Linked DNA regions of Mus musculus: region 1 is linked to region 2. Evidence: chromatin loops called from intact Hi-C (ENCODE). Cell type or tissue: gastrocnemius. All regions are shown on one strand. Links, peaks and the distances in the headings refer to the core of each region. The heading gives the core; the rest is flanking DNA. Region 1 holds the start of Mertk (MER proto-oncogene tyrosine kinase). Region 2 overlaps Mertk (MER proto-oncogene tyrosine kinase).

Region 1 (15,545 bases), core at 3,803-11,802, 93 kb after region 2:
GCTCTGTCCAGATGTTCTACCACAGCAGCCTGCTAAGCTGACACAGAAGTGGCATTCTGAGAGGGAAGACTGCCTCTAACCCACAGCTCAGCACTTCACCTTATAAATAAGTGTCTATGTTCACTGGAAGGTGTACAAAAGTTGGGGGCTATCTTAATGTCATGAATATTTGCCAAAACTCATCACGTTCCACACTTAAAATTTTGTGTTTCTGGGGACACTTTCATGGCAGCCCACAACTTTCTGTAACTCCCATTTGAGGAGTTCTGACACCCTGCTCAGGCCTCTTAGAACTCCAGGCATTCATGTGTAGCAATACATACATACATACATACATACATACATACATACATACATACAGGTAAAACACCTATATACATAAAAGGGTTTAAATTTTTTAAAGATTTATTTATTTTATGTACGTGAGTATACATGTGAGACAGTGAAGACACTGTCTCTGTCTTCAGACACACCAGAAGAGGGCATCAGATCTCATTACAGATGGTTATGAGCTACCATGTGGTTGCTGGGATTTGAACTCATGATCTCTGGAAGAGCAGATGGTGCTCTTAACCACTGAGCCATCTCTCCAGCCACAGGATTTAAAAATTTAAGGCTGGTTTAACCCAACAGTTGGAAATTTTCTCTAGGAAAACCTGAGAGATAAGTAGATTGGGGCTTTCAAAAGAGAGGCTCAGCAGTTAAGAATGTATACTGCTCCTGCAGAGGACCCAAATTTGGTTCCCAGCATCCATATCTGGGGGCTTATTAATCACCTGTAACTCCAGGGAGAACTGATGCCTCTGTTCCCCACAGGCACCTGTACCCGCATGCCCCTTCCAATACACAGAAACATATGTGTGACATCATGAATTGTTAAAAAATATATATTATTGTACAGCATTAATATGTGAGTGGCATATTCACATATGTACCTGTAAGGATAAATGAACTGAGATGTGGCTCAGTTGGTAGATGTATGTAGGAAGTCCTGGGTTCTAGCTCCAGCAAGCACGGCATAAACCAGACACGGTACCATATCTCTGTGATCCCAGCACTCCAGAGGTAGAGGCAGAAGGATCAGAAGTTCAAGGTTATACTCAGCAATATAAAAAGTCACAGGCCAACCTGAGCTACATAAAAGCCTCTCTAGAAAAGAAACAGAAAACCAGGCATTTCCATCTATAATGCCACTAATGAACTTGACATGAATTGAGTCTAAGAGGGTTGAAACAAGTGAATAACAGTCTGCATTGCTAACCTTTGACTTCTTACACTGGGCCGTAGGGTCCTGAGAAAACATTACTTCCTATGCCGTACTTAGGCAAGTCTTCCGTATAGAGACTAGAGAATAGGTTAGAAAAGAAAAAAGGCAATGGCAAAAAGAAAACGTCAAGGATATTTATTGGTTGGCCCACCTACTTAGAATCACAGCATGCTTGTGTGGTGTGGTTTAGAAAGAGGAAGCTTTGCCCTGTTATTCTTCCCGAACATTCTAAAACCATGACTTCAACTGGCTTGGAGATCCAGTCCAGAGTTCTCTCTGGCTTAAGACCCGCCCCTTCCCTTGGATAAGCACAACTACCTTAGTCCTAAATTAAGGGCCAAGTTCTTCCTACACTTCCTCTTGGAAGGTAGGAAAAGGCTCCCCAGCCTTTTGCAAGTATCAGACTTTAGACATACTGGCTCTAGCATGGCCAGACAGGGCAAGTCCCACTCCCAAAGGCAGAGTCCATAGGTCCTGGGCTGCCCTGCGCAGTTGGGCTTTGCAAACGTTTTGTAGATGAGTTTAAAGCTCACCTTACTAGCTGGGCGGTGGAAGCACACGCCTTTAATCTCAGCCAGGGTTATAAAGGGAAAGTCAGTCTTGAAAAACAAAACAAACAACTAAAAACACACCACTTCACCTCCTGTTGATAGCCTCTGCCTCAGTCGAGTTTTGGCTTGCATTTAACTGTGTATAGCACATTGTCCGTCCGTCCCCCCCAAACATAAAATTACACCCTAACACTAAATGAATAGATGTTTAGAATTGATGCCAGTCTCCCCCCAGGCCCTGAGGCTGCTGCTGCTTTCTCTAAAATGCATGCCCCATCCCATCCACTCCAGGAAAATTTAGAGTCCTCCCTGCTCCTCAGAACCCAAGAGCCCACACTCGCAGCACATTTGATGGGAAGACCTCATGGTTTGTTCAGGGAAGTCTACAATTTTTAATAAGATGACTTTGCATTTCAAGACTATTCTATTTCTCCAGCTAGAGCTGGTGGGGCTGTTTCACTGAGGGGGGTGGGGAACACAGGCAGACAACATGGACACTACCAACACTTGAAGAGCCAACTGAGTGATCGTGTTTTAAGTCTGACTCAGCCCTCAGTCTCCATTTCCTCGTTGCAGAATGGATACCGACCGCTGCTCAGTTTCAGAATCAGGACTCAGCGCTCTGGGCCAGTTTCAAGAAAGTGTTCCACCTCCTTCGCCTCCAGGTAGAAATGTGTGCTACACAGACTCTCATCTATCTGCTCTGCCTGCTGATAAATGGGCACAGTAACCTAAATAACCCTGCAAGACAAAATCTAACCTAAGATGAGAGCCTCCATCTTGGTCTCCCAAACTGGCTTTTGTTGTTGATATTGTTTTAACTAGTTCTAAATCCAATGAGCTTCCTTTTAAATTTTGCTCGTAAAATTTTAGAGAACTTTAATTTCATCCACCATTTCCAAATCATGTGGAGAATTGTCAAATGCTTACAGGCTGGTTTCATTTCCTGTGTACCCAGAGAGGCTGAGGGTCATTTACAGCAAAACTGGAACACCAGCCACCAGATACAAGCCGCAAATGGGGAATCCATGAATATTTATCACCTCCCAGAGAGTTTCTTGAGCAGTGTGAGGACAGAAAGCAACTTCAGCTAGTGTGAGCCCGTTCTAATATTCGCCACAAAGACAGCCTGTTCTTGCTTGTGAAACTCCTCATCAAAGCCATAAAGGAGGCCGGTCTGCGGTTAGTAGCTTTAACTAGAAGCCCTGAGGCTTAAGATAGCAAAGCAACATTTTCTCCAAAACAAACAAGGCTTTCCTTTGTGTGTCTAATGAGGTGAGAATGTGTCTAAGGCAGATCCTACCACGCTTAGGGTCCCTGGTAATTAGAGCTTGCAAGACCAAGCAGCTCCAGGGTGCCCAACCCATGGCTGAATGTGGCTGAAAGTAGCTATGAGTGCAAACCAAATAAAATTGTAAACTAACTTTAAACATTTTGATGTTTGTGTGTGTGTGTGTGTGTGTGTGTGTGTGTGTGTGTGTGTGTGTGTGTGATTTTGTTTAATAGCTCAATTGCATGTTTTCTGAGTGTGAGTAAACCCTACATGTGTTGTAATTGTCAAAAGGTTGGATATACCCGCCAGAAAAGGGATCTGTATCAGAGAGCGTTTACCTAATTGTACACCTGAGGCCCATCAGTTGTGGACAGTCCCTCCAGAGGGGAAACTGGACAGGAACTAACTCTGTATGGACCACATCATGCTGGGCTAGAGAGCACCTCTGAAGAGGCCAGCTGAGAAATCCTGGAAGGTTCTAAGTACAAAGAGACACGTAGGCACATCAAATGAATTGTTGGGGTGGGGGGAAGCATTGTTGGGGTAATGAAATAAAATGGGAATATCTTGTTTTTGGATATAAAACTTCTTGTGTATGACCTTGACCTACATGTAGTAGTTTGAATATGCTTGACCCACAGGAAGTGGCACTATTAGGAGGTATGGCCTTGTTGGAATAGGTGTGGCCTTGTTGTAGGAAGTATGTCACTGTGTGGGTGGGCTTTGAGGTCTCCTAGTGCTCAAGCTCTGATCAGTGCAGAAGAGACCCTCCTTTTGGCTGCCTGCAGGAATCCTGGGTGCCTTCAGATCAAGACTTGTTAGCTCCTCCAGCACCATGTCTGCCTGGATGCTGCCATGCTTCCCACCACGATAATGGACTGAACCTCTAAAATTGTAAACCAGACCCAAATAAATGTTTGCCTTTATAAGACTTGCTTTGGTAATGGTGTCTTCTCATCAATAACCCAAACTAAGACAGAAGTTGGTACCTGACTAGAGGAGCAGAAGTATAAGGATGAATCTTAATTATCTGGAATAGCCTTTATAATTTCCCGGTGACTTCTAATTCACTAGCACCTTTAGCTACTGAAACCTCTCTACTCACCCTCTCCTGAGAGCTCAGAGAATATAAAAGGCCCATGGTGAAAAATTATATTTCAACCTTGTAGAGGTAAATGCCTTTGTTTATCTTGATCCAACAATTGTGAATGGCAATGGATTAGGTGGCCTTGTATATGAAACGCTACAGTTTGGAGGGAAGTAAGGAAAATTATTTTGCTGCTTGGTTGTTCTTAGCATCTCTGGATAAGCTGATAAAGGAATGAGATCCATGATAAACTTGACCAGCTCCAGATTCAAATAAACAATCTAGAAGTTTCTAGGTGCGCCCTTGAAGAGAATCTTCTTTCCAGCAGCCATAGAATTCAAGTTGCAGAAAAATCAAACCAAAGCCCTCAGATAAAGATGGGTGAATTACAGTGATTAAATTAAATCTCAGCCTCAGAGGGTGTCAGCAGTTAAAGTAAGGGCATTAATTGACAAAGAATGGATCCTATAACTTGGAATGGGGATGTGTGGGAGGACCCTGTTGAAGCTGAGAACTTCGAACCTTTAGATTCTCAAGGGTTTAGCTCACCTAAAGCAGTAGTACCCTCAACCCCACCCTTGAAATATTACTCTTTTCACCTGAAGAATATAAAGCCTTCACTATCTGATAAACCAGCAATGATTTTTCTCTTAAGAAAATGCCAGGCAAGACAATACTGGTGTTCCTCAAGGCCCACCAATAGACCTATAACCAGACTCAAGGCAAAGCAGACCCATAGCAGAGAGATAGGAAGTGTAGTCCATTAGGAAGTGCTTAATGAGTTTGCTAGTACATTCAAGCAGAAGTCTGGGGAGTATGTGTAGAAATGGATTTTAAAGGTATGGAAATAATGGTGGAAGGAACATAAATTAGATCAGGCTGAGTTTATTGATATGGAAGCTCAATTGATTAAAATAAGGTATCAGAAGTTTGTTTGAATGGTTGGCTGAAAGGTTTATCAAAAGATGGCCTTCAGAAAAGGAGCTGGAGATGCCTGATATCCCTTGGCTTAGGGTTGATGAAGGGATTTTAAGGGAAATTGCGCTGCTGGAGTGGGTACACTGTGTAAAACCTAATCCTCTATAATGGGGAGGCCCAGGAGATATGCCCTTCACAAATCCTATAAGATGCAAACTGGTGAGAGGGGCAGCGGCACATTTGAAGAGTTTTGTTGTTCCCCTTTTCCTTGTGCCAGACCTTAGGGTTAGAGATGCTGCTGCTCAATTGGATGAATTAAATGCAATGGATTTAACTGGGCTCTGAGGTAGTGGGGCCAGGTGGCAGCACGGAATCGCCAGAGGCAAGGTGATCGTAGTTATCATAAAGGGCAACATAGACAAAACACTGGACGTAATGTCCTAACCTGTAATGAATGGTCAGCACAGGCAGGGTGAATTTTATAATGGCATGACTGGTAGAGACCTTTGGTATGGCTAATTACTCATGGTGTTTCCAGGCATGAAATAGACAAGAACTCTACTGCATTTCTGTTTGATCTGTATTATCAGAAAGATTCTCAAACAAATGAAAAAAGTTACCCTGGATCATGGCAAAAGGTAATCTCAGCCAGTGAATCAGGTTTCCAGGCTTGAGCCAGTTTGCAGACCGATTGAATGAAAGAAAGGGTGGCTAGGTTCCCCTGAGGAAGGATCTTGGTAAGACACCTAAAAGTTTTGCTGTTAGCTTTCTTCAGTTCTTCCCTAGAGGGACCTATGGCCTTTTACAAGGGTAACTGCAGAATGAGAAACAGAAACAATTGGATAATGTTTTTGTTTTGTTTTTTTGGTTTTTTTTTTTTTTTTTTTTTTTTTTTTTTTTGGTTTTTCGAGACAGGGTTTCTCTGTGTAGCCCTGGCTGTCCTAGAACTCACTTTGTAGACCAGGCTGGCCTCGAACTCAGAAATCCGTCTGCCTCTGCCTCCCAAATGCTGGGATTAATGGCGGGCGCCACCACCACTCGGTGGATACTGGTTCTTAACTGATGCCGATTCCGGGAGACCCTAAAAAACACTGTGGTCCACCAGTGGGGTTTATGAAGACCAGGTTATTAATGAAGTTTTGGCTAATGTCCTGATTCACAGTAGGTCCAATAGGTCCCTGGACTCACTCGATGGCTATTTCCCCAGTTCCAGAATGTATAATTGGGATAGATATACTTAGAAGTTGGCAGAATTCTTATATTGGTTCCCCAACCTGTGGAGTAAAGGCTATTTTGGTTGGGAAGGCTAAAGGGAAGCCTTTAGAGTTGCCTCTGCCAAAGAAAACAGTGAATCAAAAACAGTATCACATACCTGGAAGTACTGCAGAAATCAGTGCCACCATCAGTGGCTTGAAAGATGCAGGGGTGGTGGTTCCCACATCTCCCATTAACTCTCCTATCTGGCCCATGCAGAAGATAGATGGGTCATGGAGAAAGACAGCTGACTATCAAAAACTAAATCAGGTAGTAACTCCAATTGCTGTACCAGATGTAGTGTCCTTACTTGGGTACTAAGAGACCTCAAAATCTAGCTATACAGTGACAAACTTCCTCCAAGAAGGCAACACCTATTCAAAAGAGGCCATACCTTCTAACAGTGCCACTTCCCATGGGTCAAGCATTTTAAAACCACCACATTACACAAAGGCAACATCTCTGTTTTTGGCCTTTTTCTTGCCTCTGCCCCATCTGCCCCTCTACCACCTCAAGACTTGCAGAAAATCCCTTTGATCGTTGAGTCAAATGATGATAAATGAACAGGCAAGAAGGACAATAACATACTTTGGGAGTAAATGTAGATTTCTTGATGAGATCATCAAGATCTATTCACCCTGCCTTCATCACTAAGATACTGCAACCTGAGGAGATGACCCAGATGAAGCTGTCTGGGACTTCAAGTACCCACACACCCACTGAGCCCACCAACTGACAAGAGGTCAGGGGAAGGGGACCAACAGGCTTCCATCTGCTCAAAGTTGGAAGTGAGTATAAGGTCCCCACAAAACCAGAGCTCTTGCTTTGGTAAAGGACTTCCCACCTAGCACAAGCCAAGGGATAGACTGAAAAACCAAACAAACCACAACAAAAACTAGACCCAGTGATCAAAAACAGCCTCGCTTGATAAGTTTCTCAGGATTCTTAGTCCCTAAATGGAGCTCACGGATCGGAAAGGATCTACCCTGCAGGAGGATGCATGTTAAGTGTTTCAGCTGCAGGCAAAAGAGCAGGCACAATGAAGGGGAACCACAGGGTACAGACTTACCTAAGGATAGGGGCTGATGAATATCCAGCGTGAGAGAGGAGAGACTGGGTCTTCCTCCGAGCCAGCAGAGATCTCTGATAGCACCTGCCATCAATCGACAAGCAAGACAGCACCCAGGACCTACCTTCCTCCCTACTTTCCACAGCCCAATCTACTACACACAGACCCTCATATCTGCACAGAATTAACAATGCTCATTTTCTTGCTGAGGCCGCCAAAGGAAAGGAAAGACCTAGATTCGGTCACTTAAAAAGCCGGAACCAGAACAAATAAAAAAACAAAACAAACCCACACCCACTTTGGCACAGAGCTACATAGGAAAAGTGGAGCCAGAATTGGACCTCATTTTTGTGCCTTCCTGTGAGGCACATGACAGGAAGCTATTCCTCTGGCAAGTCAAGCCTCTACTGCCCAAGGAAGGTAGGGGGCAGGGGTTGCTAGTGCCAGTCTCTACTGGGAAAGCCTGCTCCTAGTTGGGTATTTTATTATTTTAAAGATTTATTTATTTCATATATGTGAGTACACTGTAGTTGTCTTCAGACACACCAGAAGAGGAAGGGCACCAGACCCCATTACAGATGGTTATGAGCCACCATGTGGCTTTGGGGAATTGAACTCGGGACCTTTGGAAGAGTAGTCAGTGCTCTTACTGGCTGAGTCATCCCTCCAGACCTCCTAGTAGGGTTTTGCTAGCAGAATTACTAGGAAGCAAAATGCTAAAGGGCTGTAGCAAAGGACTTAGGCACCCAGAGTAACCACCCCACAGCCTCTTCACCAAATCACTGCAGGGAAGGAGTGTGGGAAAACAGGATCTAATATAGTCCAGGGTGGCCTCAAACTTGATATGTAGCCAAGGGTGATCTTGAACTTCTTCTTCTTTTTTTTTTTTAATTTTATTTATATGTGTATACTATAGCTGTCTTCAGACACACCAGAAGAGGGCATCAGATCCCATTACAGATGATTGTGAGCCACCATGTGGTTGCTGGGAATTGAACTCAGGACCTCTGGAAGAACAGTCAGTGCTTTTAACTGCTGAGCCATCTCTCCAGCCTGATCTTGAACTTCTAACCTTCCTGCCTACACCTCAGACTTCTGGGATTATAGTTACATGTCTCTGTGTGTGTGTAATTGTAAATTTATTATTACAGAATTTCATACTTGTATATACTGTATTTTGATGATATCTACCACCCAAATCCCCTCTTTAACCCCTCCCAAGTTCACATCCTCTTTTTATTTATATTTTACAGCTTACGCTGAGTCTAATTGGTGCTGCAGCGATCACATGAGTGTAGGTCCATCCATTAGAACATGGGCAACCAAGAGCCACACTCCTAAAGAAAATTGACTCTCTCCTCAAGCAGCCATCACCTGCCAATAGCTCTTCAGGTAGAGGTGAGTCCTGGTGAGCCAATCTCCATACCTGACTTATGCAGTGATGAGCATTTCGGCCAGGGTATTGCTCATGCTAGACAAGCACTCTACCCAACGGAGCTACATCTGAATCTTTTACCCTCATAGTTCAAGGTTGTATTGAGGAAGCATTCCAGTAAAGAAAACAAACAAACAAACAAACAAACAAACAAACTTCTACTCAACATCTTTTGTCTAGGAAAAGGAATTACCCACCCCAAGTCTGCAGGCCTAAGTACCAGGGAGCACCATTGGTAATTATGGTACTAACAGTTCAGTATTTACAGTGTGTTGTTTGCTCATCTCATCTTTCGAGGATGTCCTAGTTTGCTTTTCTGTGGCTGTGATAAGAGGCTGACCAAATCAACTTGGGAAAGTAAGGGTTTATTTGGCTTGCAGGTAAAGTTAATCAGATCATCAGTGGAAGCCAAAGCAGGAACCTGATGGCAAGAATTGCAGTAGAAGCCAAGGAGGAATGCTGTTCATTGGCCTGTTCCCTTGGCTTGCTCAGCACCTTTCTTATACAGCCCAGGACCACCTAGCCAGTAATGGCTCCATCCACAGTGGGCTGGGCCCTTCTTCATTGTTGAGAAACCTTGCTATTAAGGTGGTCTACTATGACCAGACAGCTCCTTGAGCTCGGCCCAAAATGGAGTGTAGGACCCCCTTTTCCAGCCAGGCTGCTTCTTCTCCACTTGACCTTATCTGGGGAGCCCGCCCCCACATCCTCTACCTGAGGAATGTTAAGTAGTCTTTGGTGAAATTACAGGTTTCATCAAATTACTCCCTTTCTCTCAATAAGAACCTGCCCAGCGAGCTCCTGGGATGCTTCTCCATGCAAATGAAGCGTTCCCAGTACCTTAAGCCCAGCCAATGCACACTCACCCTGAAAATCCTTTCCCACACTCCAAGGTTCATAGAGCCCTGGTTCACCTCAAATAAAGAACACAAGCTGTGTCACTGAATCTAAAAGAGAAGCCACGCACCCCCACACACCTCCCAGGCATTCACAGCAGAACCAAGATCCTGCTGGCATGTCCCCCAGGGAGGAGGTGGAACTTGGAACCACACTTCATCAATTAGCAATTAAGAAAAGACCCCAATAGATTTACCCATACGCCAATCTTCTGGAGCTGACCATCCTTCATCCTAGATATGTTTAGGTTGTGTCAAGTTGACAAAAACTTACTCTATGAAAGTGTCCTGCTGTACCAAAAATAGTCTAGGGGTTATTTCCTCCATATAGATGAGGTCCAACCCAGAGCCATGTGTTTTAAGTTATGATGAAACTATAGATCTTATCCAAAGTCAAGGTCCTCGGAGAAATTTATTTATTTATTTATTTATTTATTTATTTATTTATTTATTTATTTATTTTTAAATCAGTTTTGGAGACTGGGGAGATGGCTTGGTGGTTAAGGGTGTGTACCACTCTTGCAGAGAACCAGAGCTCTGTTGCCAGCACTCTCTTTAGTGGTCTCCAACTTCCTGAAACTCCAATTTCAGGGGCTCAGACACTTTCTTCTGGCCTCCTTCGGCACTGGGCATGCATAGGTGCATATACATACATGCAGACAAAACACTCATAGACAAGAAACAAAAATCAACAAAAACTTTTTAAAAGCTGTTTAGTGCTAGGAAGGTGACACAGAGGTGGCCAGAGCAGCAGCAACCAGGGGGAAATGACTAGAAATGAGTCAAGGGGGGTGGGGTAGGGGAGGTCCTGTGAGGCTTTACAGGACCTGGAAATCTGGCAAGGAACAGGAAGCCATTGGAGGATGTTTCACTTGGGGACAACACAACTGGGTTTGTGATGAACACCCGCATCTGTCTGTCGTGTAGGGACTGGCTGAGGTACACGAGTGTTCAATGTCCCAACTCATCTTTCCTACCTGGCAATCTGTTGTGACCACTAGCCCTCCTTCCAGAACTATCTAGAGATTCTTTCAAAAAGTAAGGCTTAAAAACCTAATTTTGAGTGAGTCCCAGGACAGTCAGAGCTATATAGAGAAACCCTGTTTCAAAAAACAAAACAAAACAAAAAAACCAAACCTAATTTTGAGCTGGAGAGATAGCTCAGTGGTTAAGAGAACTGACTGTTTTCCAGAGGACCCAAGTTCAATTCCCAGCACGGCTCAGAACTCCCTGTAACTCTGATTTCAGGGACCCAGTGCCCTCTGGTCATCTCCTTGGGAACTATGCATGCACATGATGCACAGACACACATACAAGCAAAACACCCATACAGATAAAATAAAACTTTTTTAAAATTAAAGCTCAATTTTGTTAATTCAAAGGCGGTTATATCGTGCTTACTATCTTAAAGAACAAAATTCATTCACTCATTTATTCAAATGAACCCTACTTACTTCCAAAAAGCAAGAGGGGTCACTTAGAGTTCTTGGAAAAAATGTTTATAATAAGTTGGAATGTTTGTTTTTAGTGTCAATTTAAGAAATCGACCATTTTAGCTGGGCGGTGGTGGCCCATGCCTTTAATCCCAGCACTTGGGAGGCAGAGGCAGGCAAATTTCTGAATTCGAGGCCAGGCTGGTCTACAGAGTGAGTTCCAGGACAGCCAGGGCTGCACAGAGAAACCCTGTCTCGAAAAACCAAAAACCAAAAATTAAAAAAATCGACCATTTTAAAAGCCGGGTTTGTTCTCAGGGTTCACACATCTTAGTCACAGATGAAGTCACCAGACTGGCTTCATTTTTATGCACTTTCAAACTTCTCCTTCATCCTCTTTCCCTATCTGACCCTCCCTAGGGACACTGTGTGCCCCTTATACAGCTCGGTCGCCCCCTTTCCCTCCTCCCCCCACACCGTGGTCCAAATCAGGGGCCAAGCAGAGAGGAAAGACTGGGACTCCTGAAACACGTTCTCAGCAGCTCCAATTCAGGTAGAAAAAAATTGAGAAACTTTCATTCTTTCTCAGCGTGCATTTTAAGCCTTTCTACGGTTGTCTATGTCTGTCAGCTACAGAACTTCATCACACGTTTTCAAAACTTAGAAAATAAAGCATAGCAGGGCAGTGGTGGCACTCGCTCACCTTTAATCCCAGCACTTGGGAGGCAGAAGCAGGCGGATTTCTGAGTTCAAGGCCAGGCTGGTCTACAGAGTGAGTTCCAGGACAGCCAGGGCTACACGGAGAAGCCCTGTCTCGAAAACAAACAAACAAACAAACAAACAAAAACAAAAAGAAAATAAAGCATAGATTTAAAAATATCAAACAAAAGCTTTGGTTCCTATCACTCTTCCCATGCTTATGACAGTCACAGCCTCCAAAATGACGCGTGGCCTGCTAGGGCTAGTAGCAAAAGTATACCCGACTTTCAGCGGATTATTAAGAACAGTCCTGGCAGAAAGGCTGAGGAACTTTTGAGGGTTTAGTAATGGAGAATAGAGTGGTCTCAGTTCTTAGCTCGTTTTTTGGCTGTTGATGTTTGTTGCAAATTGTCACGTTGCCTCAAACTACAAATTGCTTATGTAATTTAATGTGCAAGGAAAGAATTGTTTAAAAAAGAAAAAGAAAAGAAAAGGAAAGAAAAGAAAAAAAAGCTCATTTGAGCAAATGAACTTTGAGAGGAAAAATGAGGTTTGTAGCTAAACCATAAACCAAACTTTCCTTAAAAGACAAACTTTAGTCTACCAGATTCAAGATCAAAGAGACAAAATTACACTCCGAATAGAAACAGATCTTTTAGGGCAGGAGCAATACCTGAAGGAACAATACCTGAAATGTGCTTGCTTATAGTAGTCTTCCAACCCCTCCTGCGTCTATTTCTTTTTGGAAAAACCTTGTTTTGTTTTCCCCCCAGCAGCTTCTTTACAAAGTGCCTCAGTGTCATCTGTTGGAGGAACCTGCCATACTTGTTTGCGCTAATCAATCCAGCATGTCAAATTGAACCGCTTGTGAGAGCACTTGTGGTCTGAGCACTTGTTTGTGCTACCCAAACAAAAAAGATTCCGCTCCACAGTAATAATAGTGAAAGGACCGTATCGTCCCCCTCGGCTTTTTGCAGGCTTCTTACACTCACAGACAGGCTGTCCCTACAAAGGAGGGCTAACACAATGTTCAGCAGAGCCCAGGGGAGAAGCCAGAACTAGTCTTTCCCTGGCGGGACACCTAGCCTCCAAGCAACGCCACGCGCTAACGGTGACATCCAACTTTTGCAGCTACTTATTGGTTCACGGCGTGGAATTACCTTGGAATCCTCGGTCTATGATTCGCAGAAACCCCGCCAAAGCTCGGCAAGGCTAGACAGTGTTGAGGGTAAAGTTCTTGGTGCATGCCACGCCAGACCTGAGTTGCATTTCTTAAAGGCTCAAACTTCGCTGCTCCCAGAGCGCCCAACCGGGCTTGAGGTCTTTCTCTGTGGTAATGGGAAGCTCTCGGTTCCCATCGGTTCTACTAAGACGTGCACCCCAAGACCCGGCTAGGGAGCCCCCATAACCCTCTACGGCTCGCTGGAATGAGTAGCAGCTCCCGGAGACCCTGCAACCTGCACTCACCTCCACTCCAGAGCGCGGGTAGCAGCAGCAGCCCCAGTAGCAGTGGGGCCAGAACCATCGCGGGGCCGCGGATCTGGCAGTTCTCTCCGGACAGATGCACGTATCCACCAACGTCCCAAACTCGCCAGTCGCCGAGGGCGCGTGCGAAGCGCCTCAGTCCCGGCCGCCCGGGCAGCAGGCGCCAGAGTGGCAGTGCGGAGTTGGGGATCGCAGGAGTCCTAAGTTAGAAGAGGCGGGCCCAGGGCTCAGGCCCGGGAGGGGCCAGCAGGTTGGAGTGGACAGGGGCGGGAAGGGGGAAGGGCAAAGAGAGCAAAGAAGGATGGAACTGGAGGAGGGGGCGGGAAGGGGAGGATCCAAGGACAAGCCCTAGGGAGGGTGGAGGGGCGGGGCAGAATGGAACTTGGGTCAACTCCAGCAGGTTAACCCCTGGCTTGAGTGTGTAGGAAATCTGGAAGGGAGGTGCTGGAGGAGATGGAACAGAGCTAAGGAGGGCCACCATCTTGAGCTAAAAGGACCGAGAGACGGAGAGGAAGGGGAGGGGGCTAAGAAAGAAAATAATCGGGAGGATGATCTCTGGCTACTTGGTTACATCAGAGGAATCTCACTCTGTATGGGTAGGTAGAAGGGATTGGAAAGGGTAGAGGCCGAATTTAGTGGAGAGCGACGGATGCAACTCCAAGACCTTTAAAGGTTAGTGGGTCCAGCTGCTTTGGAGGGGCAGCGATTCTGCAGTTCAGGCTCTACTGGCATAAGAGGTCCTAGCAGCTGCATTCCAGAGGCTGTGGCCGCCGTGGCAGCACACCCTGCTTGCCAGGTCCTCCCCCTGGCTACTGAAACGGAGTGCAAGAGCGGACCCTGGCGTCAAGATCTTGCAACCTCCACCCCAGAGGTTAGCTCGGGGAGAACTAAGCCGAATCCTGTAAGGAAAGAGTTTGAAACAGGGATGGAAGAAAGTGCTGTTACAGGAAAGGGTGGGAGGCCCAAACCACGGCATCAGATTGTGAATCTCAAAGAAACGGAAGGCGTATGAGGCTTTCTTAAAGGAAATAGAATGATTTGTTTTTCTTTGGAGATAAGATCACATTAGAGCCCAGAGTAAACCACCCTGATAAATTTAAAGTATTTATTACTGAAACTGAGGACAGACCCATACGCACTGTGATACAATAAGCTCCTTGCATCTCTAGCCCTGCAGGAGGACATCAAACCAGAAGCGCTGGATTAAACAGACCCTTGATTGGTGCTTGATGTGAAAGAGCCCAGTTTACTGTGGATGGTGCCATTCCCGGGTAGGTCATTCAGGGATGCATAAGAAAGCAAGCTGAGCAAGCCAGTAAGCAGTTCCTCTATGGTTTGTGCTTAAGTTCTGGCCTCCAGGTTCCTGCCTCGAATTCCTGTTCTGACTTTCCTTCATGATGCATTTCAACTGTAAGCTGAAATAAATTCCCAAGTAGCTTTTGGTCATCACAACAATAGAAATCTACGTAGGACAGACAGGGTCTTGCTATGCTACCTAGGCTGGACTTGAATTCCTGGTTGTGCAAATATTCCAGCCTTCTTAGTAGCTAGAACTGCACGTGTGTGCCACTAGGACTTGCTTAAATCTCACTTTTTTTTTTTCTTTTAAAGGCAAGGTCTAACTATTTAGCCCTAGCTGGAATGGAATTCACTATGTAAACCAGACTGGCCTCAAACTCACAGAGATCTATCTGCTCTGACTTCCATGTGCTAGATAGAATTAAAGGTGTGTGCTACCATGTTCAACACAAATGTGACTTTTTTTCTTTCTGGTTAATTACTTTAGTTTTATGTGTATGGGTGTTTTGACTGCATTCATGTGTATGCTGGGGTACCCATGGAGGTCTGAAGAGGGTGTTGGGTCTCCTAGAATGTAGTTGCAGATACTTGTGAGCTACCAGTTGGGTACTGTGAATTTAACACTGGTCCTCTGCAAGAGCAACAAGTGCTCTTAAGCACTGAGCCAACTTTCCAGCCGCAAATCTGTCTTTGTTAATGGGGCCTCCCTTGTACAGTACTGTTTTATAGGCTACTACCAATGCAGTAGGAATGAAGCACTGGCCATTTTATTAGATTCATAGATTTGGACAGAGGAAATGGATTGTCTTTTCTCTGTGGCCTCTCTGTCTGTGACCTTGAGTATCTAGCACCTGGAGTGACCCCAGCGGGAAGGGACCT
Region 2 (15,545 bases), core at 3,415-11,414:
CAGAGAAACCCTGTCTTGAAAAAACAAAACAAAAAACAAACAAAATTTATAAAAAAAAAAAAGGGGGGGGAGAAAGAGCTAGAACAAGTAAAGAAAAGAAAGGAAGAAGAAAAGAAGGAGAGGAAGAAGAGGAGGAGAAGAGGAAGAAGAAAGAAAAGATTCCCCCCTCCCACTACACCCCCACCGCCAGGCAGGTCTCACCCAGCAGCCTGCGGTGTGTCTCTGGTGTTTGTTTATTCCCTTCCTCTCGGTTGCATCCAGCCCTGTTCCAAGCTAGCAGAACACAATGACCTGACTAGTTTCTTCCCATTTCCTCTCTCAGGCTTTTTACTTTGAAAGCAGACTTGAGCGTATACACAGAGAATGAGAAAGGCTCTTTATAGTAAATGCAAAAGACAGTATGGGAGTTTGGGAGAGTTAGTTGTCTACATTTTCAAGTGTTCAAGGCTATGGCTGAGAACACCATCCATTGTGGTGAAGGGGAAAGTGTGATAACAAGCTTCAATGCCGGTTAGATACAAGTTAATAACAAGCTGACTCAGAAAATGCTGTTACATAGAAATAAGAAATTTAGCTAAAGGTTTCTGCCTTGATTGCCCCACCTACCTCCTGTGAGTGACAGGGGGCTTACTAATGGGCTAAGCCTGCACAATTAAGAAAAAGAAAAGAAAGAGAGTTGTACTTCTAATTCCATCACAACTCTCGTTTGCCGAAGCGGTGTCCTGTAATGTGAAACATACTAGCATGGACTCTAAACCGTGTGGTTACTCAAACGTTCTAAATTCTGGCTCTTACATTCTCTAGACACAGGTCAGGAGCAGGTTATGAAGTCTTTCCAAGCAATGGCTTCCTGGCCTAGACATGAGGATGACACTGGCACCCATAGTATAAGACACACAGTAAAGGGAGCAGATATATACAGGGCTGGAAACAAGGCAAGTGATCAACATGTGGTGGCTGAGCCAGGAACTGAGATGGCAGAACTCCACAGTTTATGCCCTGGGCCTGCCCCGCCTACCTCCTGTGAGTGACAGCTCTGCAGAGGAACTAGAACTCACTGCTCAACCGCTTCCACATCTTCTCAGGGCCTATATAATCTTGACTCCTTTATTATTGTTATTTTTCATTCATGAACTCTTTTCAAATTGTTTACGTATCCACTAACTTATTGTGCATGTTTGTCCACGTGGTGGTCAGAGGACATCTTTGTTGGTTCCCTCTTTCCACCATGTCAGTCCTGGGGATCAAACTCAGGTCACTGAGCTTGGTCACAAGTACCTTTACCAGCTGAGCTATCTTGCCAGCCATTCCTCTATGGACTCCTGGGATTGTTTTTCCAGGTCCCTCAATGCAGTGGTAAGAATGGGCAGAGGAACTGTGGGGAGGGCCAGCCATTAAGGAAACTCCTTTGCAAAGAAAGGTTATCAGGGCTGCTGGTGACAGCTCTCTCCCCAAATCTGAAGCATGTGGAACACACCCTTCCTCATCTGCATTTTATTAGGAAGTCATCTCAGTCGATCAGTTGTAAAACCTGGGACATTAAGTAAATCATTTCTCCCACACACATGATGCATGGATGGAGACATGCCAGGCTTCTCGTGAAGGTCAAAAAATGAAGGCAAACCTGCCATTTCACTTAACAAACACTTTTACATTTAATACTGTGGAAAAGAAAACAACTTTTAAAAAGCAACATTGATTCTGTACAAATGTTAACACTGAGGGATACATTTTGAGTTCTGCAAGGTCAGTGAAATAAGTCATCTTTTATTAAAATATAATCTCCTTGGCTCTTTCCACCATATACATATATATTCTCTCTTTAAATAAATATATTATGTATTTTATTTATATTTTTCTTGTGAATGCATGTTCGTGTGTGTGTGTGTGTGTGTGTGTACAGAGAACAGCATCAAATATCACTCCTCAGGTGCTGTCCACCTTTTTTTTTTTTTTTTTTTTTGAGACAGGCCTTACTTGGCCTGGAACTCACCTGGGTAGCTGGCCAGTGAGCCTCAGAAATCCACCTGAGACCACCTCCCCAGCACTGAGATCACAAGTGTGTGCTATCACATTCAAAGTTGTGCTATGTTGGCTCTGGGGATCAGACTCATATCCTGACACTTACAAGTCAAGGACTTTACCAACTAAGCTATCTCCCCTCGCCTCTGTATTTTTATTCTGTACTGCTTTGGGGTCTTGGGATGAAATATAGGACAGTTCACAGGTTAAGCACAGAGTTGCTGAGCCACACGCCTAGCCTTGCTATTGATTTACTTATTTTTAGATTTATTTTGATTCATATGACTGCGTGAGAGTATGCCTCGTGTGTGCAGATGCCCTCAGAGGCCAGAAGAGAGTATCAGTCTTCTAGAACTGGAGTTACAGGTGGTTGTGAGCCTTCTGATTTAGTTGCAGGCAACTGTATAAAAGAAATCTCTATAAAAAGTTGTCTCTCAAGACCTTGGTTATGTATTTGCAAACCTGACTTGACAGCTTTCACCTGGTGCTGTCCGGCCATGAACTCTACTTGGTAAGGAAAACAAGTACCAAAACCTCAGGTATAACCAGTGTAGTGGTTTGCTTAAGAATGGCCCCAATACGCGCATACATTTGAATGTTTGGTCTCCAGTTGGTGGAATTGTTTGGGAAGGATTAGGAGGTATGGCCTGTTGAAGGACTTTTGTCACTGGGAGCAGGCTTTGAGGTTTCAAAAGATAGGTGCCATTTCCCAGAGTGCTCTCTGTCTCCTGCTTGCTCTTAAAGATATAAGCACTCAGCTGTTCCTGCCATCATAACTTCCTTCTGCAATCATAGACTCTAACCCCCTGAAACAGTAAACCTAGTTAAACACTTTCTCTTGAAGATTGCCTTGGTCATGATGTTTTATCAGAGCAATAACAAAGTATCTAAGACCACCAGATCCCAGGAAGCTGTATTTGCTTGGTTCTCTCATGCCTCCTCTCAGCTGGCTTCACATCAGAACTTCAGAGTCTTCCAAGGAGTCATCTACAAATAAAAGTTCATCTGGTGATGGGCTCCCCAAGGGTAGTGTACTATGGTGAGACCAGGAGACGCCATTTTTGGTGAGTCTGTCCTCCGGTAAGACACCATCCTTTTCAGGTGTGACTGCAGCAAAAGGAGTGGAGGACACATCTTCCCATTCCTCATTGCCCCCATTCAAGATGTATCTTTCCTCACGAAGGTTGTTCTCGTGAACTTCTGCCGTGACCACGCTGACGGCAGCGCCTGGTGTGCAAGAGGCAATGATGGAGTCAGGGTCAATGTTCATGTCTAGCCCCGTGAGTGAGGGCCCATTGGCTATGCCCTCGCAGCTCTCTAGCAACTGGGTATTGATGTAGATGATGGATTCTTTGTCCTGCGCATCAGGCAAACTCTCGGAGAGCTTTTCCAGCTGCAGCCTCAACACAGAGAAGGTGGGTCGATCCAAGGGATCAGCACTCCAGCAAGAGTACATGATGTCATACCTGATGATAAGACACAAGTGAGCGTTACCTGTCACAGACCCAAAACCTGTATGCAGCCATCCCTTCTGCCTCAACTAATGTTTAATGTCACTCCATTTTAATCAGCATTTCCTTCACCTTTTTATGGAAATGAATGAGTTTTGGTGGAGGTGGGTGGGAAGAAATGGTCTAATAGTTATTCAACTTTTAAAATGTTTTAAAATGTTTCAGGTGTGTGTGTGTGGTAATATGTACTTGTACATGCGTGTATAGAGGCTTGGGTGGGCATCTGATATACTGTTCTATTCCTGCCCATTTTATTGCTTTGAGACAGGGTCTCTCACTGAACCAGGGACTTGCTGTTTTGGCTAGACTGACTGGCCAAGAAGCACAGGAATTCTCACGTCTCTGCCCATAAGAGCACTGAGGTTAGAGGTACATCACTGCCATGCCAACCTTTTTACATGGGTGCTGGGGACTGAATTCCAGTTGTTATGCTTGTTCAGCAAATGCTCTTACCTACTAAGCCATCTCAGCAGCCGCTGGTCAAAAAAAAAAATTCTGTTGCTAAAAATAGAAGAAGCATTTGGCAATTTTATCAACTTTTGCAAATAAAATGGATTTAAAGTCCTTTTCTTATATAGGCTTGGCAATCAAACCAATCATCTTCTCTGTAAATAAAGTTTTATTAGAACACAGCTATGCCTATTTGCTGTCTGTGCTTTTGCTATATTGTAACACTGAGTGGTTGCTACAAAGGGCCCTCAAAGCCATAGGCTCATCTATGTGAATGCTTAGTCTGCAGTTGGTGAAACTGTTTGAGAAGGACTAGGAGGTGTGGCCTTGATAGAGGAGGTTTCAAAACCCACACCCTTTTCAGCCTTTCTCTCTCTGATTTATGCTTGTGCATGGTCATATACTCATCTCTGAAACTGTAAACAAGCCCCCGATTAAATGCTTTCTTTCATAAGTTGTTTTGGTCATAGTGGCTCTGTACAACAATAGAACAGTAACTAAGATACTTACCAAACAAGTTTGCTAACCTTTGTCTACCATTAAACTGAGTTGTTACCAAGAGCGCTGAGTTATTTGGACCAGTGGACTAAGTAAGGGAGACCCAGAGCTAGAGTGGGACATGAAGGGCGACTGAGTGGTAAGTACTGTGTATCGCTCCCTTCCCAGCTTCCCAACAGCTCCGTGTAAATTATAGTCCATGCCCTGGCCTTACCTGGAGCATCAGGATGAGGTGAGGGTTGGGCAAGCCCAATACACAAGCGCTCCTCAGGAGATTCTGCTGAGTTCTATAGGGGTATGTGCCTCTCTTCTGAGCAACTCCATCCCCAGTATTTAGTATCACTAAGACTACAATTAAGGGCCATGGGAAGGAAATGACAACAGGAAATTGCTGGGCTGAGAAGGATTCACACCAGCATTTCATTTTGAGCCTTCCCTGCTTTGGGAAATTGATATTAATATCACTGGATATGAAAACTAAGGTGAGGGGCTGGAGAGATGGCTCAGTGGTTAAGAACACTGGCTGTTCTCCCAGAGGTGCTGAGTTCAACTCCTAGCCCCAAAATAGCAGCTCACAACTATTTCTGTAGCACCACGGGATCCAATGCCGTCTTTTGGTGTGCAGATGTATGTGCAGACAAAATGTAAATGCATAATAAATAATCCCTTAAAAATATAAAACCAGCCGGGCGGTGGTGGCACACGCCTTTAATCCCAGCACTTGGGCCTCCAGAGGCAGGTGGATTTCTGAGTTCGAGGCCAGCCTGGTCTACAAAGTGAGTTCCAGGACAGCCAGGCCTATACAGAGAAACCCTGTCTCGAAAAACCAAAAATAAATAAACAAATAAACCCGAGCTGAATCTGAATTATCTGATGCATGCTGATTACTGGCTTTCTTAGGAACAAAAATGTGCAGTTCTCACAATCTATAGATCCTTGGGCTAATTCCTTATATACAACACACAGATCTCATCTGTGCAGACATGCTCACGACCTTTCATTGATGTATTTTTGCAGCCCTAACCAGGACTGTTACTTGATTCTGGAACTTGGAAACTCACACACATACAAAGGGACAGGACCTCAACACAGGACCCCACTCTGACACCTGCCTCACAGCCCTGGGTTTCATCTTAGCCTTGGGAGCTCCTTTGAGTCTCTCTAACTCACTCTCAGTGGCCAGTAGCTTAGACTGGGCAAACAACGAAAGGTTCTGTTTTAGAGGTTTTCCTCACATCAGTCAATCTGCAAGACTCCAACTCTGCACAGAGCCTTGCTTGTTTGCTCGAACGGGCTTTGAGAGATTCAGTCCCTAAGAACATAACATCCTTCGCATTTTCATGTTGAGACACCGGGCTGTTTACTTCTCTTTCATTTACCTCACATCCTAGAAGAAAGTGCTAAGTGACTTATCTTTATAGAGAATAGTGGTAGTACCATCCTTTCATTTCTAATACTTTATGAGAATATAAATATGTGTGTGTGTGTTGTGTGTGTGTGTGTGTGTGTTATAAGATAGGACCTTGCTATATAGCCTGGGCTGCCCTCAAACTTTTGACCTTCCTGCGTAAGCATACCTCACTATGCCCATCTTAAATATGGCCTTGAAAGATATCACAAGAGCCTGGGAAACCACAGAAGATGATATCCAGAAACAATCCATGACCAGATTATGATGGTAATCATCTGTCTGTGGTACTTAGGGTGTTACCAGGGCCCATGTGCATGGTAGGCAAGTTCTCCACCACTGAGGTACCTCAGCTCTGATCATAATATTTGAGAAATCATTTTTGTTGCTGTCTAAGCAATGAAGGAGGACCCCTGGGGAAGGGAGATGAAGGTTCTGCACAGAACATAGTATTTATGTCATGATGTCATCATGATGGTAATGCAGTTCTGGGTTTCTGTGATCTGTCAGTATCAGCAATGAGAAAAGAAGATGGAAATTCTGGGTTTCATATATGTATATGTATATATGTGTGTGTGTGTGTATATATGTGTGTGTGTGTGTATATATATATATATATATATATATATTAGATATTTTGTCTGAATATATGCCTGCGTGCCAAATGTTTACATTGCCCATATAAATCAGAAGAGGACATCAGAGCCCCCGAACTGGAGTTATAGACTGTTGTGAGCTGCCATGTGGATACTGGGAATTGAACCCAGGTTCCCTGGAAGAGCAGTCAATGTTCAGTCAATTGCTGAGACATCTCTCCAGCCCTGTTTTGTTCTGTTTTGTTTAGATAGACTCTTGGTATGTAGTCCTACCTGCCTTAAAACTTAACTATATAGACTAGACTGATCTCTCAAATTCACAGAGATTGGCTTGCCTCTGCTGGGATTAGAAGTGTGTGCTATCATGCCCAGTGAGGAGAAGAATTCTCAATGCTGGAGAGTACCTGCTGGCCAACAGGGCCCTGTGGGGGAATAAAACTGCCCTATCAGAGGGTGAAGGATGGCTCTTCATGCCATGGAGGACCACTGTGGACAGCTGGTAGGGAAGATTCTGAGGGTGCCAGGGAGACTTTAAAGAGCTCAGCTAGGGAGATGTCCCATAGATGTTGATTCATACACCACAGAAGGTGGCATCCTGGGCAGTAGGAAGCAAGACTGACAGTCTGGTCACTCCATGGTAGAACTCCGTGATTTATATATGTGTATCCTTTTCTCTGTTTCTCCTTCCTTCCCTGTGTCCTTCCCTCACTCCCTTAGCCCTTTGCTCTACAGTAGTGGAGACTGAACATACAACTTTGTGCAGGCTAGACAAGTTCCCACTACTGAGCTACATTCCCAACTGACATTGCCACATTTCAGACAGTTAGCTTACAGCAGCCAAAAAGAATCACCCATAAGGAGTGCACTCTTCCTAGCCATGTTTGGACTCCGAGACACTCAGAATAGTCAGTGTGCATGTGTCTGTGATTTTGTGTTCATGATTGTGTCTGTGTGTGTGAGAGTATGTGTGTGCGAGTGAGTGTGTTTGTGTGTCTGAATGTGTGTGGATTTGTGGGTGCAAGTATGTGTTAGTGTCTGTATATGTGTCTGTGAGTGTGTGCTGGGTGTTACTCTGTGTGTGAGTGTGTGTTTGTGTGTATAAGTATGTGTGAGTATGTGTTTGTGTGTGTGTGTTTGTGTATATGAATATGAGTATGTGTATGAGTTTGTGTGTCAAGTACAGAAGTTTCTTTTGGGGTGCTGTTGCCTGTCAGCATTCCCATGAGGAATAAAGCCTGCTCCAGCAGCCTGCTGACCACATCACATCTGTCAGCCCAGGGTTTGTCAGAAATCAGAAACAGGGGAATGACAGTCTGTCTATAACCACCTGGGCCCCCAGCCACAGGGCGGTAGCTGACTCCACCAGCTAAAAGTGTTCTCAGACAACACCAGCTCAGCAGTGGCTTGTTTTAGTTCGACGTGAAACATAAAAACCACCATGTGACACAGCTTGGAACTCACTCAGGCCCACACTGACCATTGCAAATGTCAGTCTCTGCTGCTGTAGGGGGAACAGCGGAGAAAGAAATCACCACAAAACTTCCTGGGCAGTGTGGCGGCACAGCCAGGCTTCCTCATTTCCAGAAGCCAACGTTTCATTAACACAGCCCTCTTCAAAATGACTGTGAAACAGTAGGACTAATTTAATCAAGGCCTTAAGATATTTTTCAAGAGATTTGCAGCCTTTGTTTCTGTTTGGTATCGAATATCTTCAACCACAAAGCAGGCTGTGGCAGGGAACAAAACAATCCTCCTTGTGTTTGGCTTGGAGTCTGAGCCATAGAAGTGCTTAGGAGGTTGTGTACAAAGTGCCCTGGCCTGTGTGCTGAATGAGGCAGCAGAGAAAGAGCTTGGGATGGGGCTGAAGGTCTTGCAGAACACCAGCATCCCTCATGCTGTTCCATGACAGGGCTAGCTCAGGCCTACGTTGTTATAATGTTCTTGTTAAATATGATGAGAATATCCCAAACCTTGGAGGAGACTCACCAAAGAGAGTGTAAGTCACCATTGAAGACAGAACTGCACAACATTGTATCAAAAAGCTCAGCAAAGTACTTAGGGAGACCAAACTAAGGATGAAGCTGTGGTGATGCCCCAGTAGATAAAGCATTTGCCTATGTGAGAATCAGAATTTGGATCCTCAGCAGACATCTAGAAGCCAAGTAGTTTCAGTGGCTGGCCTATGTTTCCAGCCACCAGAATGTGAAGACAGGGGATATTCAGGGGCAAGCTAGCTAACCAGACAAGCCAAATCCATGAGGTCCGGGTTCAGCAAGAAACCCTGTCTCAGAAAAGGGAGATCTATTGAGGAGGACACTTGACACCAATCTCCAGCCTTCAGATAAACAAACACACATGACAAATAACATGACACACATGCATATCCTGCCCCTCAACAAATATACAGTGATAGTTACTATTTTCAACTTCTCAAAATCTATAATCATAAGAGAGATGGGCCTATCAGCATGAGTGTGAAATATGATCTTGATTACTTTAACACTATGGGACAGTCATGTTAATCGTGTGTGGGACCATTCCCTAGGCAGGGGATCCTTGGCTGTATGAGAAAGGGGGCTGAGGGGTAGCAAGAACTCCTTACTCTTTCTTCTTTACTTTGGATGTGATGTGACCAGTTGTGTCACGCTCCCATGATCCTGACTTCCCTGCCATGATGGAAAGCACCTTGAACTTGGAGCTGAAATAAACCCTCCACCACTCCAGTTGCTTTTGTCAAGATACCACAGTTCTCCCAAGAACACATACAATGTGGCTTGTGATATGAGATACAGAAATGTCAAGCCAGCTGCCATGGTCACACATGTGGATAATTATTGGACAGGGCCTGACCTGATCAACCACAAGTCCTGGGTCTCTTCCCTTTGATGCCTGGCATTGAAGACTGAGAGAGGGCTGTGTTGGTTGGATGTGCGATGTGATGGGAGGTAGGAGAATCCACAGCTGGCCGGGCATAAGTCTTCCAGGGAACACACAATTTCTAGACTAACTTTGTACCAATACCACCACACCCTCTAGGCACAGGAATAAGCAACTGCCTTGTCAGAATACTTCCCAAGCAATCCCCAGAGCCATTTTGTCCTCAAAGGCACTGGTGCAGATTCCTAAGTTTCCCAATAAGTGTGATCAGTCCTTTTATATAACATTTGAAATGCTATCGAGAAAAAGGGTTACTGGGTTCAAAGTGAGTAAGGATGAAGGACCCCAGAACCTAATATACTACAAAGGGAGCCTATTTATTGGCACCATCTACTTCCTAGTGATGCTCATGTTGTTTGTAAACACACACTGGTACCTTGCCTTGACTGTGCCCACTGGTGGAGACTGAGACCTTTTGGATGAGTGAGCCACAGCAGGCTTACAGAAGCTGGACAAACACCTCCATCTGCATTAGGAATGTCTGCTGGCCTGAGGCTTCTGGTAGAGGCATTCTCTGCACAGGCTCTCTAGGCTAACAGCAGGCCCCACTTGTACCAGCCAGCACTGTGTTTCTCAGGTCGTTTCATAGCCAGGTAGCTGCCCCATGCAGAAAGCCCAATGACCCCGGGATGCACACTTACAGTTCATCCAAGCAGTCCTCAGGCTGCTTCAGCCTGTGGCCGTGGAGAAGGTAGTCGTACATCTCATGGTTCTGAACTCCGGGATAGGGAGTCATTCCCCGTGTTGTTATTTCCCACATGGTCACGCCAAAAGCCCACTGAGAACAAAGGCACAAGAAGTTAGGACAAAAGTCTTTCCACAAAGGCTGAATGGACTTTTTCATGGGGAAAGGTCATTTCCTTAAGGCCCCGATGACGAAGCACACAGAGCTGGTAATTATGTCTGAGGCCCACTGTTCTCCTGACACAGCAATACATGGGGTTGAAGCCCCATAGTTAACCGTTCTTACTAAAGCTGTTCTGGGAAACCTGGCCAAAGGCAGACGGGAGCCTCATCCCATATCAACACTGCTTACTTAGCACACTGCTCTGCTCTTACTGTGGTGTGCTTTCTCTCCCCAAGCTTGGATCAAGGGTATAATTACACAGCATCTGTTATATAGCATCTGGGTTCCAAAGGCTACTGCGTGAACTCATTCACTTTAATGTGAATATCCTAGTTATGGGCAATAAGTCACTCATTTGTAGCAAAGAAACCTGGGAATCTCTGAAGGTCACATGCAAAGCAAATGTGAGTACGCTACCACATCGTACTAGTTGTCCTGAATTAAAGATGCTATGTAAAGTGAATAAATAAATTAATTAATGGAAAAAAAATGAAAGCCAGGTATAATGGCATACATTTGTGATCCTAGCTACTGGGGAGGCTAAAGCAGGAGGATTGAGAGCTCAAGGGCTTTCTAGGTGACACAGATAGACCTGGCCTCAAAAATAAAAGGTAGAGAAGACTGGAGAAATGGCTCAGTGATTAAGACACTGACTGATCTTCTAGAGGACCCAGGCTCAATTCCTAACATTCATATGGACACTCACAACCATCTCTAATTCCAGTTCCAGGGGATCTGACAGTCTTCTGGCCTCCATTGGCACATCACGGTGAACATACATACATGTGGGAAAAGCAATCATGTACATAAAAATAAACAAAAAGTAAAAGGGGCTGGAGCAATGGCTCAGTGGGTAAGGGCACTTTCTGCTCTTGAAGAAGACCCAAGTTTGGTTTCCAGCATCCATTTCGGCTCACAGGCTGTGATTGGCTCAGACTGCAGGGGGTCTGATGCCTCTAGCCTCTGAGAGCACCTGCTTCCATATCCACATACAGATATCATACCTACACACATCATTAAAATAAAATTCAATCTTAAAAGTAAAGAAGAGGTTGTGAAAGTAGCTAGTGTTCTCATAGCATGTGTGAGGTCCCAGAGTCAACCCCAGAACAAGAAAAAGCAGAGGAATGAGTGAATAAATGAGATAAAAGCGTGCTCTGAGCATGCTCCCAACCCTCGTTTAGTCAGAGCGTAACTCCCTACATCCCCAGGCTCAGTCATGTCTCTCAGTGTGCCCCTGTCTATCAAATCAAAGCTATGCACATACCACGTCACTTTTGCTTGTGTAGACTCGGTCCGCCAGGCTCTCGATGGCGATCCACTTCACAGGCATTTTGGCAATGCGGCCTTGGCGGTAATAATCACCACTGTAAATCTTCTTTGAGAGGCCAAAGTCTGCCACGCAGACAGTCATGTCATCCCGCAACCTGTGAAAGGTAAATTCTGGTCCTCAGCGGAACAGGGCATTTAATCCCAGGCCTGTACCAGATGTGGTTCAAAATGGATGAAACGTGACTAAGACGACATGAGGAGATTTTGGATGTGAATCAGTTGGTAAAATGCTGGGCTAGTATGCACAAAGCCCTTGGTTAGATTCCCGAGCACAGCGCAAATGGAAATAGCGGGGCATGTAGGGCAGAAGTTCAGGGTCATCCTCAGCTGCTGGTCAAGTTCAAGAGCAGCATGGGATACAGGACATCTTTATAGGAAGAGGAGGGGGAAGGGAAAGAGTAAGGAAGAAAAAGGAAGGAAGAGGAGAAGGGAAAGGAAGAAGGAGGAGGAAGAAGAGAAGGGGAAAGAAGGAGGAGGAAGCGGAGAAGAAGAAGGAAGAAGGAAAAAGGAGGAAGAGGAAAAAGAAGAGGAGGAGGAAGAAGAGAAGGGGAAAGAAGGAGGAGGAAGCGGAGAAGAAGGAAGAAGGAAAAAGGAGGAAGAGGAAAAAGAAGAGGAGGAGGAAGAGGAGGAACAGGAGGAGGAGCAGGAGAAATGGACCCCATGAGCCATGAGCTTGGGGTAGGAAGCAGCTTTGAGGTCAAAGACATAGCAAATAATCGGGAGAAGATATTACTGTATTTCCATCACTCTGGCCTGTGTGGGGCTGGCCCAGCAAAGGCATCCAGGCACAGTGGCTGGAGGCAGGAAGGTAGGGTAGGACAGAGATATGGCAGAGCAGGAGTAGAAGGAACAGCAAGTCGCTCCTCCTGATCCTTTCATGGATTGCATCAAGCCATCACCCTCTGTCTGGAAGCAGCGCTGGACCTGTGGACCAAGCAAGGCGGTGTGGAGGCAGAAGAGGAGGCAAAGTCTGAGAGGAATGGGAAGCACACGTGGAAAGATGGTGCTGAAGGACTGCTGGCTAATGTGGGCAGCTGTGGAGGAAGGAACTGGAAAATTAAAGGGAAATAAATGGTAATCATAGTTCACACCGGTAAAATGGGTCCTAGACAAGAAGGAAGGGGAAGAGAAAGAAGAGAGAAAGGAGAGAGGAAAGGAGAAGGGAGAAGAGGCAGGTGTCAGAGGTATCCTTATCTTTCTGACATTAACCCTTCTTTCTTCCTTCCTTCCTTCCATTCTTTTTCTTTTTTAAGACAGGGTGGCCCAGGGTGGCCAGGAACTTGCTGTGCAGCTGAGGATGATTTTGAACTGTGGACCCTTCTGCCTGTCTCTCGAGTTCTGGGAATACAGGTATGCACACCCAAAAGACCCACGTTCTTAGTTCAGGACAAACTAGACAGGCAGTTCTCCTACCTGGTAGGAAAAACACGAAGGAAATGTTAAAAGAAAAATAAAATTTCATGACTCTGTATCCACACTCAAAAACCAGTAATAAAGTCCAATTCCCTCGGGGTTTTAAAGACTAAATTAAAGGGGGAAGGGGCTGTGGTTGATAAGAGTGAGTAGCCAAGTCTATAGTCAAACCTCTGACTAAGACAAACACACAGGGGCCACTCCCTCTTCTCACAACCGGCAAGCTAAAACCAAGGAACAGTTAAGGTGTTTGCAGATCTACATCAGGAGGTTCTGTCAAAACAGGTAAAGACACGGAGAAAATTCTAGTCCAAAGTTCTCACGTAAATCCTTATAATTCATCACTTGCTGTGGTAGAGAAGCTTCTAGATATTTAAGGTTACCAAATGTTATCACAAGGGTTGGGTAGATATGAACAAAAGTTCCTGGAAAGGAACTACACCTCCCATTGAACCTTCTAGAAGGCCGATTATCTGGTTAGAAGTTCAATGATCGAGGAGGAGCGGTTGGATTGTTGCAGGGCAGAGATTAACTACAATCTATCTTGAGTTATATTTAGCTCACTTAACTGCCAAGTCTCTGCCCACCTCTGTGTCTGTCCAGTGATCATCAGAGGAAACCGCTCTGGATGTATTAATTTAGCAGACCAACCAAAGCCAAGAATGTCATCACCCGGCACCTGAGCCTATAGCAGAAGTTTTCCCAGGCTGCCGACCCCTGCCTACCCCATGTTCCCACCAATGTATTTGCAAGTGTGTTGACTTATGATTTTCTTTGTTATGTTAGTATAAAAACCTGAAAACAGTCACCACTTTAGAATATGACATTTGAGGTTGTTGAATCTGTATTCTCAGGCCATGGTCACTTGTACTTGACTCTAGAACACACCATTTCTTACCCTCCTTGAGGAGAGAGCTGTGTGCTAACAAAGGCATGGGCAAACAGTCTTTAGAATTTTCATTACTGTTGTTCAAGTTATACTATGGTTAGCTGACTTACATATTATTATGGATCCAAAGCTAGCTGATGGCAAAAGACCCCAAAGATCAAGCGCCTAGTGCCCCTAGCCTAGTGACAAGGAGAAAAGAGACTAATCACAGAGAGAGCATTGGATGCTAGCCAGACTCTTGGAGGCAGAAACAGAAAACCCCCAAGGTAGAATCAGAGGGATAGAAACCCCATACAAAGCAAGGTACTCTGCCCCCTCCCAAGCCAGATGCCCTCCATAACCTAATAGCAGGTCACTTCCCACCCTATGAAGTCTAATGACCCTGCCGCCCCAGGATGGCCCAGGTTCTTACATGCAGTTTCGAGCTGCCAAATCCCTATGAAGAAAATTCCTGTTGCTCAGATACTCCATTCCCTGGGCAATGTCCATCATGAACTTCAGTAGTGTCTGCAGGTGAATGTACTAAGGGGAGGAAACAAGAAAAGACATTAATCATTTAGAAGGAAAAGCTGGCAAGCTACTCTCTCCAAGAGGGAAACAGTGCTATATCTATTTTTATTTTATGTGTCTAAGCATTTTGCCTGCATGTATGTACACCATGTGTGTGCCTAGCATCTGAGGAGGCCAGAAGAGAGTATCAGAACCCTGGGACCTAGAATTACCGATGGTTGTAAGCCACCACGTGGGAATCGAACCTGGGTCCTCTGCAAGAACAGGCAGTGCTCCTAACTGCTGAGCCATCTCTGCAGCCCTGAAAATGGTGTTCTTCTCTCTCTCTCTCTCTCTCTCTCTCTCTCTCTCTCTCTCTCTCTCTCTCTCTCTCTCTCTCTCTCTCTCTCTCTCTCTCTCTCTCTCTCTCTCTCTCGTTTTTTGAGACAGGGTTTCTCTGTATAGCCCTGGCTGTCCTGGAACTCACTTTGTAGACCAGGCTGGCCTCAAACTCAGAAATCTGCCTGCCTCTGCCTCTCGAGTGCTGGGATTAAAGGCGTGAGCCACCACGCCTTCTTATTTCTTAAGTAGTAGTGGTGACACAGAGAGACAGATCTTTCCTTTTTATTTCATATATATATATATATATATATATATATATATATATATATATATATATACACACACACACACACACATAGAGAGAGAGACACTTTGTTTGGAACAATATCTTCCTGCACAGCTCAGACTAGACTACAACTCAAGATCCTCCTGCCTCAGCTTCCCCAGTGCTGGGATGACAGACATGAGACACCACACGGGGCTCAGAAATTAAAAAAAAAAAAAAAGCTTCAAAAAAAGGAATAAGCGGAAACTCTAAAAACCTCTTGGAAAATATCACATTCTCTTTGCTTTTAAAACTATTTCAGGTGAAAAATATTTTGTATCTTTCCACATTTTATGAGGCCAAAGGTGAGCCTTCACATCCCAAGACCCCTAGGCCAGAGGACCAGGCCAGGCAGAGAGGATGAGGGAGGGTGCATGATTGTTTGTTTTTCATTCTCTTTGCATCCGCCGACTTGTTTTATATGTAGGAAGGAGGGAATGAGGGGTTGCCTGTGCCACCATGCACATTTGGAGGTCAGAGGTCAAC

The links. Hi-C counts contacts between places; a loop is a spot of excess contacts. Peaks named below come from ENCODE experiments on the same cell type or tissue, not always from the same donor. Only the 100,000 strongest peaks of a DNase experiment are listed, where the experiment ranks them.
Region 1: a loop joins it to region 2, with 2.3 times the contacts of the local background. A loop is called at or near these places in 3 of 42 quality-filtered maps.

The regions. Positions count from the first base shown.
Region 1 is chr2:128,696,908-128,712,452 of GRCm38, reverse strand. Mertk (MER proto-oncogene tyrosine kinase) reads right to left here and starts at 13,538. Exons shown (of 19, transcript NM_008587.2): 1 at 13,350-13,538. The coding sequence starts at 13,407. It overlaps Gm39931 (a long non-coding RNA gene), which reads left to right and starts at 13,951. Exons shown (of 5, transcript XR_001783466.2): 1 at 13,951-14,039; 2 at 14,537-14,638. RefSeq lists an enhancer at 1-278. In gastrocnemius, for the core only: a CTCF peak has its summit at 7,831; no DNase peak of the experiment used is centred there; H3K4me3 peaks cover 1,541 bases; H3K27ac peaks cover 1,256 bases.
Region 2 is chr2:128,789,097-128,804,641 of GRCm38, reverse strand. It overlaps Mertk (MER proto-oncogene tyrosine kinase), which reads right to left. Exons shown (of 19, transcript NM_008587.2): 16 at 14,316-14,425; 17 at 11,537-11,696; 18 at 10,064-10,200; 19 at 1,635-3,488. The coding sequence ends at 2,975. Among named protein-coding and RNA genes, the nearest start is that of Tmem87b, 21 kb to the left of the region's middle. In gastrocnemius, for the core only: no CTCF peak of the experiment used is centred there; no DNase peak of the experiment used is centred there; H3K27ac peaks cover 1,442 bases.